Regions from separate parts of the Homo sapiens genome. Here region 2 is linked to region 1. A link is a loop called in an ENCODE intact Hi-C map of the cell type or tissue named here. Cell type or tissue: GM12878. All regions are shown on one strand. Each heading gives the region's core, and the rest is flanking DNA. Links, peaks and the distances in the headings are about the cores only. Region 1 overlaps LINC02789 (long intergenic non-protein coding RNA 2789). Region 2 has its middle 250 kb from the start of LINC02789.

The links. Hi-C counts contacts between places; a loop is a spot of excess contacts. Peaks named below come from ENCODE experiments on the same cell type or tissue, not always from the same donor. Only the 100,000 strongest peaks of a DNase experiment are listed, where the experiment ranks them.
Region 2: it touches region 1 in a loop (2.2-fold over the local background); 2 of 110 quality-filtered maps call a loop at or near these places.

The regions. Positions count from the first base shown.
Region 1 is chr1:199,269,554-199,279,319 of GRCh38, forward strand. The region is part of intron 3 of LINC02789 (long intergenic non-protein coding RNA 2789); the gene reads left to right. Among named protein-coding and RNA genes, the nearest start is that of LINC02789, 130 kb to the left of the region's middle. RefSeq lists an enhancer at 2,722-3,921. In GM12878, for the core only: no CTCF peak of the experiment used is centred there; DNase peaks (open chromatin) are centred at 3,338 and 4,488.
Region 2 is chr1:199,396,770-199,406,535 of GRCh38, forward strand. No RefSeq gene overlaps it. Among named protein-coding and RNA genes, the nearest start is that of LINC02789, 250 kb to the left of the region's middle. In GM12878, for the core only: no CTCF peak of the experiment used is centred there; DNase peaks (open chromatin) are centred at 3,442 and 3,742; H3K27ac peaks cover 893 bases.

The DNA of each region.
Region 1 (9,766 bases), core at 2,990-5,489:
TTCTTTCCTCAATTTATCTTTCTCTTCTTGCATTTTATTATAAGCGGTAAGAAGAAACCAAGCAGCCCAATGGCAATCCAACTGACCATTGCATGGAAATATCCTTAGCTATATATTCAACTTTGTCACTTACAAGTTCTGCCTTCCATGAAACTACAGGAGACAAGCTTTCTAACACTATATAATAGCAAGGATCCCATTCCTCCAGTTTCCAATGAAATATTCCTCATGTTCTTCTGAGCCCACACTATCAATATACTTGAAGTCCAGACTTCCATGAACAGTATGCTCAAGGCAAATTAGATTTTTCTATCATGCTGTTCAAAATTTTTCCAGGTTGTGCCCACTGACCAGTTCCAAAGCTGCTGTTACATGACAGGTATTTGTTATAGCAGTACTTTGCTTTGTTGGGGCTTAAAACACAATACTGCAAAGTAGGGCACTTTGACATGCTGAGTACTTTGAACTGAAGGAGATTGGAAGGACTTCAGAAGCAAGAAGTTTTCTCTGATCTTCTCCCATCCTCTTTTCTTCCATCATTTCTCCTACCCTCCTTTCTTCTTCCCTCATTTCTCCCACAAACTAGAGTCACAGAAATTAGAATTCCTCTTCCCCAGGGCAAGTCCTAGAAACTAGAACTCCTCACCCCCAGCACAAACCGTAAAACCTAGAGAGGTCATTCTCTGACCTACCTCCCTTCAAAGTAGGCCCTAAGACCCTCATTCCAGAAGGGTCCTGTTGCATACCTGGGTGAGGTATGCTAGAGGCCAAGAAGAATCTGAACAAACAGACCTTGCTAAGTCCCCCTCAGATAATTATTATTAGATCACGTCCTTTTATTCCAATCACATATTTACATGGCTGTCCCTTCTTCATTGAACCTAAACCTAAAATCGCACAGTTTTCCCTGGGCCTTTGAGTCTTCATTTCTGAATCTTCCTATGTCATGTAAAACTTTGATTAAATGAATTTGTCATGCTTTGTCTCTTGCTAACCTGTCATTTGTTATAGGAGTGTCAGCTGTGAACCTTCTAACAACACTCAGAAACCCAAATCTACATTTGTGTTCTACTGCTGTATAACAAATTACAACAAAATTAGCAGCTTAAGAGACATACATATTTGTTAGCTCACAGTGTCCATGGATCAGGAATCTAGGAAGGGCTTAGTTGGGTTCCCTGCTGAGCCTCATAGGCTGCAATTGAGGTGCTAGTAGGGCTATATTCTCATCGAGAGACTCTACTGGAAAACAGTCCAATTCAAAGCTCACTCAGGATATTGGCACAATCCGTTTCCTTGATGCCATATGATTGAGGGACTGGCTTTTGACCATCAGCTGCAAGGCTGCCTCAGGCTCTAGGAGCTGCCCTCAGCTCCAGAACCTCAGTTTCTGGCTATGTGAGTTTCCTTACTTGGAAGTAAGGAATGGCTTACATGGCTGTTTACTTCATCAACCTAGCAAGGAGAATCTCTTACTTCGGACTGAGAAGGGAGAATCCTCAACATAATGTAATCACAGAAATAACCCCTCACCTTTTCTAGATTCCACTGATTAGAAGCAAGTCACACATATCTGCTGCACTCAAGGGAAGAAGATTTATACAGGGTTTGGGCACGGGGGCCCTCTGCGGCCTGTCTGCCACACGGCATTTCTCCTTCATCCTCTTACTGTTATTGTTTGTACTATGTTGTTGGGATACAAGGACTTTGGATCATGAAGAATAAGGAGAGGAATGGAAATCTGAGTCTCCTTTTTTCCTTGAAATCTCTGCAGAAGTAGTTGAAACTACAAAAAAAAACAAAAAAAAAAAAACTGTATTTTCTGAAGTTCAGCTATCTATGTTGTTCCTGTGCCCCATTACCACAGGTAAATGAGATGACTACATTGAATTTTAAGTTTGCTAAAAGCCATCACATTCAGTACATGCTGTGAGTCCCACCCTTCAAGTTATTAAGACACTGTACATATCCTCCATAAAAGAGAGAAACATCTTTATTGGCTAAAGAGTTTAGTTTTGAACATTCTTCATAAAATGTATCTATACAAAAACAGATATTCTGCTAAAGCACAGCTACTGGTAATAGAGAACCAAATATGTTTGGGATCCAAAGATGATCCTCAAATGCACCATACAAAAAAAAAAATTGCCATTAGAAACCAAGAAATTGGGTTTCAGTCTATCAGTCGTTAATGGTATTATATAAGTTAGCTTAATTTTTAAACATTTGTTTTAAAAGCCCAAGGTCAGACCCATTTTAGAGATGCTCATGGATTTCTGAAAATAAGGTCTAAAGCATCAAGATGGTACCAGAATAGCCTTGTAGGATGGGCTCCGTCCCTCCTAAGTTTACGTGGTTACCTTGCTGTCTGGAACCTGGTAGAGGGCAGGCCCAGGTGGCCAGTAGACATTAGCCACCCCACACCCCTTCTTTCTCCCTTCTTCACTCATCTAATGTTTGTCGGGCACCTTTATTTCTGGTGACTCCTAGTAAAAAGTTTTGCACAAAGAGTATCTGTGTGGTAATTTCTGTGCTGTTCTAAGTTTTCTTAGCAGAAAAGTTTCATAGCACTAATAGGTTCTTTTTAGCCTTTTATTGTTTTGAGATCTGGTTACCAAGTGGCTTTGGCAGCAAGAAATGCCTGCAATCCTAGCTCTCAAGTGGAACATTTGAAGTCGAGGTTAAAAGTTCTCAAATAGCATTGCCGATTGCTTAACCATATTCAAATACCTTGTCTAAGTTCAGATGACTTTGTTTGCCAAGCAATTTTTATAAATTAGTATTGCTTATCTCAGTACAAAGTTGTGACACGAACAGTGCTATTTCTTCTATTGTTTTATACCTCTTAGTTTTGATTCTCTAACAGGATTGTAAATGTCAAATGTCTGTGTCATCACAGGCCATGTCTTCTTCTTAGGATGATGTGAGGCACATAGTAGGCTCTCAATAAATGCATTTATTGATAGAATATGTTTCTAACATTTTAATCTCACTTACTAGTCCCGCTTACTTGTTTCTGCTCTTAATTGTACAACTAAATCTACATTTACATTGAAAATTCTTTGAAATATATTCCATATTTTTTTCTTTGGCAAAGTGATCACTTTAGTGGTAGACTTCAAAGTAGAATAATGAAGTACAGTACATATCTTCTAATCTAGTCATGCAATTATAGCATTTCTTACAGTATTAACACTCTATCACTAGAAAATCCTCAGGCAATAATGACTAATAAGGAAAGCATTTCCTGGCAACTAATGACCGGCATGGGGGCGCTTGCTCTTGACCCAAAGCCAGCAGCCCTCAGCCCAGCTGGCTACTGCCTAAACCGGACATGCCAGGCCTCCCTCTGAGGTTACTGTGTATTTATTTATAAACTGTTAGTATAGTGACAAGAAATTTAAAATGAGACAATGTTTAGGTGCTGTTCAGAGGAAAGTACCTGTGGGTAGATCATGATACTTTTTTAGTTGTAATTACATGACTCAGATTATTCTTCCTCTCTGTGGGTGACATAATATATATTCAACATTTAGGACTTAAACATTAAATAAAATCTGCTTTTGGAAGCACAGAGAAGGTATAGAGGTGATAACAATAATATAGCTAGCACTTATTGAGCCTTTATAAGATGCCAAGTTCTATGATAAGCACTTTACATGCATTAATTGATTTAATCTTCATAATGAATCTGCAAGGTAAGTAAGAAGAAACAGAGGCACAAATAGGAGAAAATAACATGCCCCAAATCCATAAGTAGTAAGCAGTAGAGCCTGGATTTAAGGCAAGGCCTCCAACTTGATGCCAACTGCTATTCTGTGTTATTACAGTTCCAATAGCAAAACAAAGCAAAAACATTTAAGCCATTATTAACAAATTGTAAAATACCAGAAGTCTTGTATGTACTACTCTATATTGTTTCTCTATAAGATGGCCTCAAATTTTTTCGATAGAAAAATATTTGGAAGTTACGAAGTGTTCTTCAGTTAACTTAGATAACATCCAACAAATAAGACAAAATAAATGTTTAAAAAAAATAAAAAGTACATTGTCAGTGAGACTATTATCAGAGTCCATGAAAATGTTGAAATATATTTTCATCTTATGATAATAATATTGCAAGAAACTTACAGTTAAAATTTTGTAAGTACCTGTATGAGTAAAGAGGAATGAGAATGCACAGAGAGAAAGTTTTTCTTTCCAGAAATATTTCCCTTACAGTCTGGAAACTTCCTTCACCTTTTTTTCTTACCACAACACTGTCCACTAATTGGCAATTTACTTTAGTTAACAAATTTCCATTTTTGAAACACAAGTGCCCCTGGAGAGTCAAGATAGCCTCCTCATTAGTTACTCACATCAAGGTAAAAATTATTTCAATGAGCTTTCTCTTAATATGTAGCTTAATGTTTAGCCCTGGGGTAATTTGAGTTGCAAAAGATAGTTGGAATGGTGAGTGGAGAGCTGAGTTATTTTGAAACAGGAGAATATGAGTCGTAAGAGCTATTGTAAGACCCCACCACAGGGAAGCCTCAAGCAAGAATTGGAACATACGTGGGAACCAAGAAATAGAGATTAGAGGGAGAGCTTATCACATTTGCAAATGCAAACATTGTGACCTACAAATGCATTTAGAAGCAAGGGCTTATCCCTTTTCCAGACTCTAAGCACTGGGAAACAGGTGATAGTGATACCACAGCACTAAGAATGTCTCCTCCTACTTGGCCTGGTGTTGCTGGGCCAAAGCCAAAGCCTGGATCCCTGCTCCCTCCAGGTCCATCTACAGTGCCCTCTGCCACCTGTCACCTGCTACAGCCCATCAGGTGTTCTCCGTCCAGCTGCTTTCAAGGTCCAAAGTAATTGGCAGCTGAGTTCAGTACCTGAGAAATTGTATTGCCTTTTCTCTGTGTCTGGGACTTATTTTATTGCATTAAAAAAATTTAACAGTCTTAACTTGGCTCAGAGGAGTCTAGAACTACAGCACAGGGAATTTTTTTTAATCTAATGGGGCATAGGGTATAATGCAAACATATTCAGTTCTCTGCACTTATGGTGCAGTCTAGCACAAAGAAGGACTAGCCTCCTGACATTAGCATTTTAGCTACAGGGCTGTCACTTGTTGGTTCTTAACCTTTACTCTGCTACTATAGACCTAATGGATGAGGGTCACATATGCATCATAGTATGCCTATGGGCATACTGAATTTAAAAATAAAAAAAAATCTGATGTTATCTGATTTATCTATTTTTGTTTTTATTGACTGTGCTTATGATGTCATATTCAGAAAATTATTTCCAAGGCAAATGTCAAGAAGGATCTCCCCTATGTTTTCTTCTAGTAATTTTACCATTTCAAGTTTTATGTTTAAATCTTTAATCCACGTTGAGTTAGTTTTTGTGCATGGTGATAGAGATCCAATTTCTTTCCTTTTTTTGTTGTTGGTGCTTTTGTTTTTTTGTTTGTTTGTTTTTTGCATGTGGGTGTCCAATTTTCCCAATACCATTTGTTGAAGAGAACATTTTTCCCCATTGTGTGTTCTTGCTACCCTTGCAGAACATTAGTTAAGGGTAAATGTGTGGGTTTATTTCTGGGTTCTGAATTCTGTTCCATTGGTTCACGTGACTGTTTTCTATGACAGTGCCATATTGTTTTGGTTACTGCAGCTTTGTAATTTATAATTTGAAGTCAGGAAATTTGATGCATCCATCTTTATTCTTGTTCAGGATTGCTTTGGCTATTCAAGATCTTTTATAGTTTCATTTGAACTTTCTGATATTTTCTACTTCTGGAAATAATGCTGATGGGATTCTGATAAAAAGATTTTGCACAGTAATAGAAATAATCAGCAAAATAAAGAGGCAATTTAAAGAATAGGAGAAAAATTTGTATACCATCTAACTAATGAGGAGTTAATATTCAAAATAGATTAGAAACTCATACATCTCCATACCAAAACTACAGATAACTGAGTTAAAAAATGGGCAGAGGATTTAAATAGGCAATTCTCAAAAGAAATCCAGATGGCCAACAGGCAAATGAGAAGGTGTTCAACATCTCTAATCATCAGAGAACTGTAAATCAAAACCACAATGAGGTATCACCTTACACCTGTTAGGATGGCTAGCATCAAAAAGACAAAAGAGGACATGTGTTGGTGAGGATGAGGCAAAAAGGAAGCCCTTGTACAATATTGATGGAAATGTAAAATAGTACACCCATTATGGAAAATAGTGTGGTAGTTCCTCAAAAGATTAAAAATAGAACTACCATATGATCTAGCAATCCCATTTCTGGGTGTAGATCTAAAAATAATTGAAAACATGATTGCAAAGAAATATCTGCGCTTTAATGTTTATTTAGCATTGACTAAGATATGAATACAGGTTCACTGTAGCATAAGACAAGATATAGAAACAATATAAATGTCCTATGATGGATGAATAATGTGGTATGTATTCATGTGTGTGTATGTGTATATATATATATATATATACACACACACATATATATACACACATACATATATATATACACACATACATATACATACACAATGAAATATTCTCTAGCTTTCTTTTTTTTGAGAGGGAGTCTTGCTCTGTCGCCCAGGCTGGAGTGCAGTTGCATGATCTCGGGTCACTGCACCCTCCACCTCCTGGGCTCAAGCGATGCTCCTGCCTCAGCCTTCCGAGTAGCTGGGACTATAGGCATGCGCCACCACACCCGGCTAATTTTTTGTATTTTTAGTGGAGATGGGATTTCACTGTGTTAGCCAGGATGGTCTTGATCTCCTGACCTTGTGATCCACCCACCTTGGCCTCCCAAAGTGCTGAGATTATAGGCGTGAGCCACTGTACCCTACCAGTCTAGTTTTTAAAAAGAAGGAACCTACCCATTTACAACAACATGAATGGAGCTGTATAGCTTTATGCTAAGTTAAATAAGCAACACACAAAAAGAGAAATACCACATGATCTCACTTATTTGAGGAATCTGAAATAGTCAAATTCACAGAAGCACAGAGTAGAATGGCGGTTGCCAGGGGCTGAGGGCAGGGGCAATGGGAGGATATTGGTCAAAGGATACAAAGTTTTAGTTATGCAGGATGAATACATTCTAGAGATCTAATGTACAGCATGGTAGCCATAGTTAAATAAGTATTAAATTTGCTATAAATTAAATAATAAAAATACTATGTTTTTACTTGAAATTTCCTAACATTATAAATCTTAAATTGTCTCACCACATATATACACACATTCACATACAGAAATGGTAACTATGTAGAAGTGAAATACGCTAATTGTCTGGAATTTAGTCATCATTTCACAATGTATGCAATAAATGCAATTTTTATACCTCCATGATATCTCAATAAAGCTGTTTTGAAAATGAAAAGCAAACAAACAAACCAAGTGATATAGTTTGGCTGTGTCCCCACCCAAGTCTCATCTTAAATTGTAGCTCCCAAAATTCCCATGTGTTGTGAGAAGGACCCGGTGGGAGGTAATTGAATCATGGGGGCTGGTCTTTCTCATGCTGTTCTCATGAAAGTGAGTAAGTTTCACAAGATCTGATGGTTTTATAGAGGCGAGTTTCCCTGCACAAACTCTCTCTTCTCTTTTTGCCTGCTGCTATTCATGTAAGACATGACTTGCTCCTCCTTGCCTTCCACCATGATTGTGAGGCCTCCCCAGCCATGTGGAACTGTGAGTCCATTAAACCTTTCTTTTGTAAATTGCCCAGTCTTGGGTATGTCTTTATCAGCAGCGTGAACACGGACTAATACACCAAGCAAGCACTTTTACATTAGAAGTAACTTGTAATGCCTACAATTATTGGTACATCAATATTGGTAACACACTCTACATGCTGTAGAAAGGCTGCAGGCTGTTGGTGGCCCCTTGGCAGCACTATTGTAACACCCTTCTTTTCTTAAGAAAAAATATTCACTGCATATGAGTGGATTATACAATAAATTTCAAACCCACTCCAATTACATGTTTTCTTACATATCTATAAAATATAATTTTCCATAATATGCTAGTCATGTAAATATTGCATTAAGTAGTAACTAATTATTTTCCATATCCCTCACAAGTCATGTCACTCACCAGTATGTCATGGCCCATCATGTGAAATCATTGCACCAACAAATTAAAAGGCCAATATCAAATTTGATGTGGATATTACCTCTCTGTCTTACAAGGTATAAACTAACCCAGGATTAATTTCTTGATTGGTTATTGTTATAGGGTTGAATTGTGTCCCTCCCCTCCCCCAAAATCACATGTTAAAGTCTTAATCTCTAGTACCTCAAAATGCGACCATATTTGGAAATAGGGCCTTTTAAGGAGGTAAGGACAGTAATATGAGAAATATGAGATCATATGGGTGGATCCTAATCCAATATGACTGCTGTTCTTATAAGGAGGTTAGGACACAGACACACAGACCATGTGAAGACATAGACAATCTACTAGTCATAGAGAGAGACCGAGGAAACCAATACTGCCAACAGCTTGATCTCAGACTTCTAGCCTTAAGAACTGTGAGAAAATAAATTTCTGTTGTTTACCTAGTTTATGTACCTTATCATGGAAGACTCAGAAAACAAATAGTCATTGACTCTAAATGGTTGAATTTTACTATTGTCAGATTTCTTCTCTAAATACATCACAAATACTGAAAAAAAATGTCTGGACTGAGAATCAAAAATGTGTGTTTTTATTTGTAGTTTTCTTGTTAATTACCTTTGGTAAACTAAAAATTTCTTTGTCTAAATCACCCCTTCAGTAAAATTAGAGATTTTACTAGATTTGTTCTCTCCTGCTTCAACCAGAACCACTCTACTTTTATTATTTTATATCATGGTCTTATGTAAGATTCCATTTGAAGATGACTTCAATTACTAAAGATATCCTTAAGACCATAGCCAAATTATACAATTTCACTTGCCAACCATCTTCTCTAATTTCATTATATGATAATTGTCAATAGTCTATTCTGAAATATAGAATATATATATAGTGAATCTATGATAGTTCTACTTTAAAGTTATTACTTTGCCACTTGAATGACATATCCATTTAAGACTTTATTTCTGAGATGATCAATAGGTATTTTATACTTAGCAAATAACAGATATTAGATTCTATACAAGTCCCTATTCTCTCAATTCAAGATAAATCTATTGGGCTAACTCACTTTTATTAAATGCTTTTCATGTTTAAAAAATAATGTGAGTGAGGCAATCCTTATAGGGATACTTTACATTTATGAAAATTGTTTACTCTGTTGCTTTCTGGATTTAGTGGCCTACAAACAAAATACAAAATCCTCTTCCCCCACCACCCCAGCTCCAGTACTCTCATTGATTTCCTAAAGTTGTAAGTAGTCATAAAATCTAATAAATGTTGGTACTGGCCTTTTGAATCTCATGCAGTAAGTTTAAGTGTAGCTAGAGAAGCTTTATTTATTTATTTTTAGTACATTCACCAAGTGGTTCTAATGAAATGGGTATGAGGATTGGCTTTGAGGAACTACTGCATTACACAAAGCCAGTGATGAGGTGGAGATGGGAAGGTTAGCCAGGCAAGGTGAGTGAAAAGGCAGAAAAACACTTCATCTTGGGGTGGGGGTTAGCATAGGGATAGTGAGGTATGGAAAGGGAAGTAAAGAGGGAAGAAAATAACACTGTGTAGAAATAAACCACAGATTATGCAACATCCCAGTCTGGTCATTTTATTTGAACTATTCTGACAG
Region 2 (9,766 bases), core at 2,433-4,932, 130 kb after region 1:
AATAATCAAATTACAAAAAGACAAAACACGGGTCCCTCATCAGGCATGTCAACAGTCTGGAAAAATGCTTATGGATAGCATTTCTGTTGTACAAGTATCTTTTTAAAAGACTGATAGCTTTACTTCTGTACTTAAAATATAATATGACATCACGTAGCTTAGCATCACTGTATAAAAACTTAGAGTATTTAATTTATAGAAAGCCCAGTTTGAGTTAATAGTGGCATACAAAATAATAATGATAATAATAATATAATTTGTTAGCATGTATTAAGAGAAATAGTGTGTGAAGAATTAGATTGTGCTATTGGTATTTTACTACTGTGCTCTAGCTCAAATATCCATGAAGTTTAGTACTGGGAACCATAACTTAAAGCAGGAAGGTCCTCCTAGGACAGTACACCTAAAGAAGAAAGAAATTAAACATTTATTCAGGTGCAGTAGAAAAGCCTAAGTGAAAACAAGGTAGTTGGGTTCAAATATTTGAAAAATTATCATAGGAGAGTGTTGACTTGTTCTATGCAGTCTCAAGGAGTGGATCTATGACTCGTAGTTGATCTAAAAGAAATATATATTTTAATTAAATAAATAAACTCTTTGAAAATTGTTTTCAAAATTAAATGGGCTAGATCAGGATACAGTGAATTAAAAGCATAGACTGTAATAAAAGCCTTATAGGGAGAAAACTCAAATACTGAATAAGGTGAAAAATATTAAATTAGATATTGAATAATGGACTGCGACTGTTTTTACCTGAAGATTCTATAATTTTAGTTATTAAGTGTCAAAGTGCCCAAGTTGGACTTTTCACTTTATGTCCTTGACTCAGCATTTGAAGAAGTATAAAATGGAATACCATAGAGAAAAGGAAGTACATAAAGGGCAAAGGTAATTCCAAGGAAAATTAATTCTGTTCCAGTTGTGTCTTTTTTCATCTTGCTCGTCATTATCACTACTATAGCCATATAATTCTCCTTAAAATTCTTCATTGGTTCTAGACATTCCATTTAGTCTAACTTCTCAGCCTATCATTCAAATGTTTCAAATAATGAATTAATCTATAACAACTCTCCAACCCTAGCTTTTAAGTCAAGTCAAATTTATTTTTATCTTTCAAATCATTCTTCCCCACCAGAGTGTTCTCTGTTCTTATATTGTTGTCTCCCACTAAGATATGTAACAGAATACTGGAAGAGAGGAGCAAATTCTTAGCAAATAATTGCTGAGTTGTCAACACTTGACTATGCTCTAAGGCCTATAGCTGCATTTTAGAATTGAACTCCCATAAAGTGCAGTCTTTTTCCTCCTAATTTAAAAACATCTATTTAGTTTTGGGATCACTAACGAAGTTATAATGTACTTTTCTATCAGTTTGTACCTAGACATAACCAGTTTTAATCACAGAAACAAATACCTAAATACCAGAGGTACAAGAGCACTTTCCCTAAAGAAATGCACAATCAAAGACAGAAAAAGAAAACAGAGTGTGAAATGCTACAACATGGTAAGTTCCATGTGTACCAGGGGAACCCTTAAGAGTACCCTAAGAGTGGTACTTATCATCTTCTTGTGAAAATCAGTTAACAATCTATAAAAGGAAGTAAATCTAAGTTGCCCTGAAGGAGAAAACTTAGCCCAGCAAGGAAGTATGGTAAAGGAGCTGTGAAACAAGGGAAACTGTGTGTACAAAGGGCCAGAAACAAGAGGGAGAGGCATATTCAGTGACCTGAAAATGTTTCATTATAAAGAAGATATGCATGAAAAAGCTGTAGAAATAACAAAGAGATAATGAAAGATCTTTGATGCCATGCTAAAAAGTTGGCATTTTTTTTTTGGTAAGTGATAACCCAAAGACAGTTTCTAAGACCGTGTTCTAAGACAGATTCTAACATTCATTTCTAAGAAATGTTTGACTCAATGAAGGAGGATGTCTGGTGTTTCAAAGTTAGAGAATTTTATCTTTAGGACTTCAAACTTAAATTTAACCACATTTAATTCACTGGTATTGCTAGTACTAAGCTATTACTGATAACATTTCAGTCGGTATACAATGAAGAACCTAGATGCAAGTAAGCCACACGGGACACAACTCAGAACATGTCCCTACGAGTAAGAGGTAGTCCTTCCAGAGAGAAAGAGAAAATTGATAAAAGGGAAGTGCTTAGATTCATCCCAGATAAAAAGGCATCAATATACATCCAGCCACCACAACAGAAATAGTTTTGTTCTTAAGTTATTTGTAGGTGATTAGTTGGAACCCATGAAGCACTTGCCCTTAGAATCATTGTGGCGAATAGTAGTTAGACCCTCTACTTCTTCCTCCCTTCCAACCAATAGGAGCCAGGAACTCTGTCTTCCCTGGTCTAGGGAAATACTTTATCAATGTAAACCAAAAATAAAAGTCTAAGGGCTCCCCTACCACATAAATGGACCCCTCCTCTCAGCTAAGAGCATTCCAAAGCTAACCTGAAAACTAGTTCAAGCCACGATGGGAAGAGGGGAGCCAGACATGCCTCATTATACCCTCCTCCCTTTTGGAATTACTGATAGAACATGACTGTTTAAGTCTGCTAAAAAATATTTATGATCTATTCTCTGAAGGCTGCTACCTGGAGGCTCAACTGCATGATGAAACTTTGGTATTCACAGCTGGGCGTGGTGGCTCACGCCTGTAATCCCAGCACTTTGGGAGGCTGAGACAGGCAGATCACGAGGTCAGGAGATTGAGACCATCCTGGCTAACACAGTGAAACCCATCTCTACTAAAAATACAAAAAAATTAGCCAGGCGTGGTGGCGGGCACCTGTAGTCCCAGCTTCTTGGGAGGCTGAGCCAGGAGAATGGTGTGAACCTGGGAGGCGAAGCTTGAAGTGAGCTGAGATCGCACCACAGCACTCCAGCCTGGGCAACAGAGCAAAACTCTGTTTCAAATTAAAAAACAACTTTGGTATCCACAATCCCTTATCATAACCCAGACACTCCTTTGTATTGATAAATAATTCTTTCAACCAATTGCCAATCAGAAAATCTTTGAATCTGCCTATGACATGGAAACCCCCACTTTCAGTTGTCCTGCCTTTCCAGACTGAACTAAGGTACATCTTACATGTTTTGCTTGGTGTTTGATGTCTCCTTAAAATGTATAAAACCAAGCTGTACCTGACCACCTTCAGCACATGTTCTCAGAATCTCCTGAGGACCATTGGTCACTCATATTTGGCTCAGAAGAAATCTCTTCAAATATTTTACAGTTTGGCTCTTTTTGTTGACATCAATAAAGATAGGAAGTAAGATAGATAAAGGGTATGAAGGAAACGAAAAGTTGATGACAGAACAAGCCCTCAAGGCAGAGTTGTCTGTGAGTGCCCAGAATATGTTTCCTGTGTAATTCTCAGGATGTTCCTCTTTCTCCGATTCTCTACCTTTTGCTTCTGACTATCTATGTTTACCCACCCAGGCCTGCTCTAATAACCAAAGTAGTCAGCCAGCCTTGTGTGCCTCTGTTGTTTGTGTGTGTGTGTGTATGTGTGTGTGTGTGTGTGTGTGTGATTTTCTCAGGGTTTTATTATTGTTGTGTTGTCCATCTACCTTCAGAGAATGAGTTAGGGCCAATTCAATAGACTAAGCTATAAAACCTCCACTGTTTCGTTCCAGGGGATTTTAAACTAAGGAGGAAAAGACTTGAGTTTTAAGGATGTAAGCAGAGGAAGAGTGAGTGTGAGAAACATAAAGCACTTCTTTTGTTTTCCTTCCTCTTTTTCTTTGTCATAACTAGTTTTTCTACCCAATTCCCTTTCATGAACCCTCACCTTGTGGTGAAATTAGAAAGTGGAACTATATATCCTGTGAAGGACAAAATAAGAAATTGTGATTACAAGCTGAGTGCAGTGGTTCATGCCTATAATACCAATACTTTGGGAGGCTGAGGCAGGAGGATTACTTGAAGCCAGGAGTTTGGAATAAGCTGGAGCAATAATGCAAGACCCTGTCTCTAGAAAAAATGTAAAATAACCCTGTGGTATGGTGGTGTGTACTTGCAGTCCCAGCTCCTTGGGAGGCTGAGGAGAAAGAATTGCTTGAGCCCAGGAGTTTGAGGCTGCAGTATACCATGATCGTGCCACTGCACTTCAGCCTGGGTGACAGAGGGAGACCCTGTCTCCAAAGGAAGGAAGGAAGGAAGGAAGGCAGGGAGGGAGGGAGGGAGGGAGGGGAGGGGGGAGGGGAGGGGAGTTGGGGGGAAGGAATTAGGACTACATTTTCATGGAGAGCAGAATTAGAGAACTGTGCAATTAAACACAGAAAGCCAAATAATTAAAAACAGCCTTAAATATTGAATAGTTTGCTTTAAATAATTATTTTAAACATATTTAATTTCAAAATCACTGTTTTTAAGACCATACACAATATAAAGATAAAAATCAAGATAAAAAAGTAATTAATGGTTTATAATTATATTTGTTATATTCCTTGTAGAATTACACTTTGTACTTTTATAGCTTTGGTCAACTTTTACTAACTGAAATATAAGCTGTTATTTTGGCCTACAATTTCCTCAATAGAAATGTCTTTTTAATGGGGAAAAGTATCTTCTTGTCTGACAAATGCACAATGCATAAAATATTAAAGATCTTAAAATCGCAAAGTGGTATGATCCCAGAGAGAGAACGTCTTTTTACACATGGTACCTCCCTGATCAAAACAGATATGTTCTGTTATCTCTGAAATCCAGGATAGGATTTAGTCTCCTTGACCTTAACCAACCTGTGCAATAAACCAACAATTATTTAAGTAATGTTTCCAATAGCAACAACATTTAACAATGAAGAAATAAAATTCCAGCTCTAATTAATAAAATGCAACTTCAATCTTGAACTATTAAATATTTTTTCTAAAAATCTCATGAATTCAGTAAAAAAGAAATTCTCTTAACCAAAATATTATTAGTATTAGTGAATCATAGCCAAAGGAGCATAAAGCTCTTTAAAAATAATTTTAATATTAAACATATTAATAATATGAAACATTTTAAAGATAAAACATTGATTTAAAAGATATAAATTATTAATCACAAATATCAGACATTAAAGGTATTAAGGAAAACTAAATGTTTTAAACAATGCCCTCCATTTGGAATCTGGTACAGTAAAATTAAATGTTTAAGAAGCAAATTGATATCCCTGAAAATTTGGAGTACAAATAAATAAAACATTAGTATTTTTATTTTTAACACCTTTCATACAATAATGAAGATTTGCTTTTCTTTTTTCTAAATTATGTATCTGTCTAATTTTTTTCTGAGAAAAAGTCATTAAGAACCAGAAGAACAAGAATAGATTCAACCATTCAATTCTTTGGTACTCTTCAAAGATGGGTAATAGTTGAAAATCATTATCCCTGGTCTCTATTTTGTTGTACTCCATACTATGTCTTCTCTGTTGATAAGCTGTTACAGGTCTTCAAAATGTTTACCATTTGACTTTGATGTCCACACCACATTTGTTGATTTAGAGGCTTTATTTGAGATATCACGAGTCCAGTTGCCCATCCCACTGTCGTGGTTCAAGTTATTACTCAGCTGCCATCATTGATAATTCCATTCCATCTCTGAACAGAGTATAGTATTCCTCTTAGGTTGGTGATGTTGAATAAGTATGTTTGTCACCACTTGTTTCAATCATTTTGCATTCCTGGAACTTTGACTGCCATATTTTATATGATATGGGCACATCAATAGCTGAATTTCTCTGTTTAATTAAATTGATCACCTCTGGCAATAGGTTATCAGAGCTCTATTAAACAAAATGATACTTTAAATGTTCTGCCTAGAGGGTTTTCATAGGTGTTAGAGGAATAAAATTAGCTCCACTGGTTAGGATGCTGCCAATAGTTACATTCACTTATTCTTTCTCAAAACCTGACACTTAAAAATGAAGAAGAAAGCCTGCTTCCTACCCATGAGGAGCTTGCAATCTGATTCTATGCTATTCATTAAACAGAATAATTTATGCGTGCTGTAAATTCAGCTGATAGAGGAGATTAGTTTGGGAAGACTGAATGCAATAGAGCTCTTCTATAATGCTTGAGGTAGGGAAGATACATTCGATTAACACTTATTTAATTCTAACTATGTGCCAAGAACTTTCACATATTTCATTAAAACATCTCTTTTTCACTGGGATAATTGTATTTAATCCCCTTTTGAGGAACTTAAAGCCCACAGAATGCAAATAATTTTCCCAAGATCGCACAGTTAATAAGTGGCAGAGCTAGGATATAAATAAACTGTATCTAAGCTCTAAATTCTATCATCTTTCTGCTGTACCAACAAGAACTCCTTTAGTCTATGCTGGCTTTGCAGTATTGAGGGCAATGCAGACTGGATCACAAATGAAATAAAGTTTGAATCCATTAATTAAGCTGTAGTATTGCCAGGCTTTTTGTAACAAGGTTTTCAGTTTTTCAAGCACATGGATCTCCGAGTTTGAAACCAGATGCATAGATAATCACTATTGTCTTGCTTGGAAAGTGAAGATGGACCCATACATAGAGGCTTCTCTCTTGTGCCTATATAACTTCATTTTAGGCAGAGATCTGCCAACCAATGTGAGTCGGACCTGGAGAATACAGAATCACATACAAGCTTTTCTCCTGAAATATGCTTCTTTAATAGAGTTGAAATGAAAATCAGAAGTACCTACATTTTACTTTGAAATAGTCAGAAATGCCTTGAAGAAATAGAAAGGGACCATTGCAGTCTCCACATTTAGTGCTATTTAAAAAATTTCTCCCAACAATCCTATGCTGTAGTATACAACACAGCATATTCAAAATAGTTGTGGGAGAACAGCTGTACTGATCAGATGCAGATTTTAAAAGTGGATGAAATAGCGGTATTGTGTCATCAAATCTTCCAGCCCTGGGAGCAAATGATAAGACATGCTCTTTTTTTTTTTTTCTTTTTTTTTCACTTGCAGGTGCAATCATTTACAACTAAATGGCAGGAATGTCTCTCACACAAGCAGTTAATATGCACTAGAATTTTCCCAGTAACCAGATGGCATGCATTTCATACCAAGCTTGTTGAAATAAGAACTGAAATCATCTGCCAATAAGTTGCATGGAAGTTTTCCACAGTCTCCTTAGGTGACCCCATTTAAGATTTTGAATTTTTTGAGGTCAGAAAGCTTATAAATATTCAGTTCTTGGTGACTCACTTTCAGGGCTGTGGTGGGGTAATTATAGAATAATTCTAGTTAGCCATCAATGAAAATATTCTGACTTTAGCTTATGTTTGGTTCTGCTTTTTTTTTCTTATTACCTTCCTCATTTTTAATACAGTCTTTACTAAGAGTGCCACCTAAAGAAAAATAATGAATCAAAACAGCCATGAACAATGTTAGTTTCTTTGACTGGAAACATCATTATTGTGAGCCCAAAACTTTAAAGAATGTATGGAAGTACAGAAATTATATTTAAAATGTTTTGAATGTAGTACACATTTGTTTTGGCCTCAACAGCATGCATTACTCCACCATCTGCTACCAATGCTCTAATATTCCTTGAAACAATATCCCTACCCTAGACCTATTCCTAGCTGGAGGAGGATGATGTGATCTGGACCTGCCTAAACAGGATACATCACAGAGTTGCAGCCAGGATGGTCACATGTCCCAAGTCAGCCAATCAGGGCTAGAGAAGCACAACTATGGAATTTTTGTTGAAATTGTTAGGGAGAAATATATTTCTTTTCCTTTAGACTTATAAAATATAGACATGGAGATGCTGGTGGGCATCTTACTATCATGTAAGAGAGTTTGCTTGAGAATAAATTCAAAAGAGTGGAAAGAAGGACTTAGAGATGAAAACAGTAAAATAGAAATAAATGAGAAAGAGAAGAAATTAGAATAAGAAGAGAGGGGGAGTCAGAATGATTGTGTCCTGATGATACTATTGAAACCCTTGATGTAGTTGAAGCCTAATTCTATACTCAGAATTGTTTTAGTTATAATAAACAACACATTCCATGTTGGCTTAAGTTAGTATGAGCCAGGATCTCTGCTACTTGCAACTTTAAAAGTCTTGAATGATGTATATATAGGAAATTACATTGGTGCTGTTCCTAATTCCAAAAAGCAATGAGGTGTTCCCAGGGATTGATTAAATTACTCTATGGGAAATTTCTGCTCAACTTTTGGAGCAGAGTTCATTTTCTTGGAAATATAAGTCAAAATTCTTGTTTTATCTAAATAAACCAAGACACAGATGGCTTGCTTGTCCAGTCTCACAGTAGGAGACAGCCTGTGAAGATGAGTGGGGCCATTGATGAGAAAAATTCCCTTACCCATGAATTGTTCATTTTTTCATGTTTATACACATGGACAGCAATGTCATAAGCTGCAGGGTTGTTGTGTTTTTCCCATATGTGAAGGAAACCACATAACTTTAGAATGACTGTTTTTTCTTAGGGAAAGAAAGGGAGTAAAACACTATTTCAGATGCCATCTAGACTTATGGTTTCCTTTGTCCTTTTGGGCTTAGCTTTCAGCTTCATTTATTCAATATGGCCCTGAATGGATTTATGAGGCATAACCAGGACTCTCTAGTCCATCTCTTACAGTGACTACTCCAGGTTTCTCCTGTCCTTTCACTTCAACATTTCTCTCTCTCTCTCTTTTTCTCACCTCTCTCTCTGTGTATGTGTGTGAGAGAGAGACAGAGAGAGAAAGAGAGAGAGAGACAGAGAGAGAGAGAGATCTCCTACTCAAAACCAGCAATTTCAGAAAACTTGTCCATTTTCAAGCTGATCTTTTTTTTCCTATGTTCCTTATCACATTCCTTCCCATCCCTCTAAAGACAGCTCTGTTGCTTGTGCATGCTTTTTTATATCCACAATCTTTCCTATTTTGATCAACTGGCTTTTTGTCTTCTGCCTTCACGTATTAAAAACATCAAACTTGCCTTGGGAGGAGAAAATCCTGGGTACTACCGCCTGTATCATTCCCATATGATGGGAGTCATTAGTACCACATGCCTAGGTCTGGTTTATGTCTCCTGATGAAATCCTTGTGATTAGGTAGGGCTATGTGACTAGATCTTGTCATGGAGTTGTGAGGGAAAGGGACGTCTGTCACTTCTACTAGAACACTTATTTGTCAATGCAAGATTATTCAGAGCTCCCTTTCTATTTGCTGATACCCATCAACACTCCAGATAGTAGATGTTCCATCAACTTGGGTCCAAAAGTGAGGACACACAGAGCAGAATGCCAGCCAAAGGGCATGTAGTGGTGAAATCTTTGCTGTGTACATTGTTATCAAGGTTTGAAAGCTGTTTGTTACTGTAGCTTAAATTGATGTATTCTGACTGACATACTTACTGTTCTGTTTTTTCTTAGTTTAATTTCTAGTCTCTTAAGAGGAAGATATTTTTTAGGTGTTGTCACTATGTTATGAACATTCCTTCACATTTAATAGGTAAATCTAGCATCCATGTCACTGAAGTTACAAACAAACTCTTACACTCCTGCTCTGTGTTTCCTGCCTATATTTTGTGCTATCTTGACTTTCTGTTGCAACTCGTACCTCTGATCATGACGGTCATCCTGAAATTCCCATGGGTTCTGTTGCCCTCAACTCTGACTTATCAACTTCCTTTCATACTTTTCCCTGTTTCCCATGTTAATCCAAGGTTTAGTCCTGGCAGGATACTATGACGAAAAGTGCCCACACCATGGAATAAGGTGGCCTCGGTTTAAATTCTAGCTTAA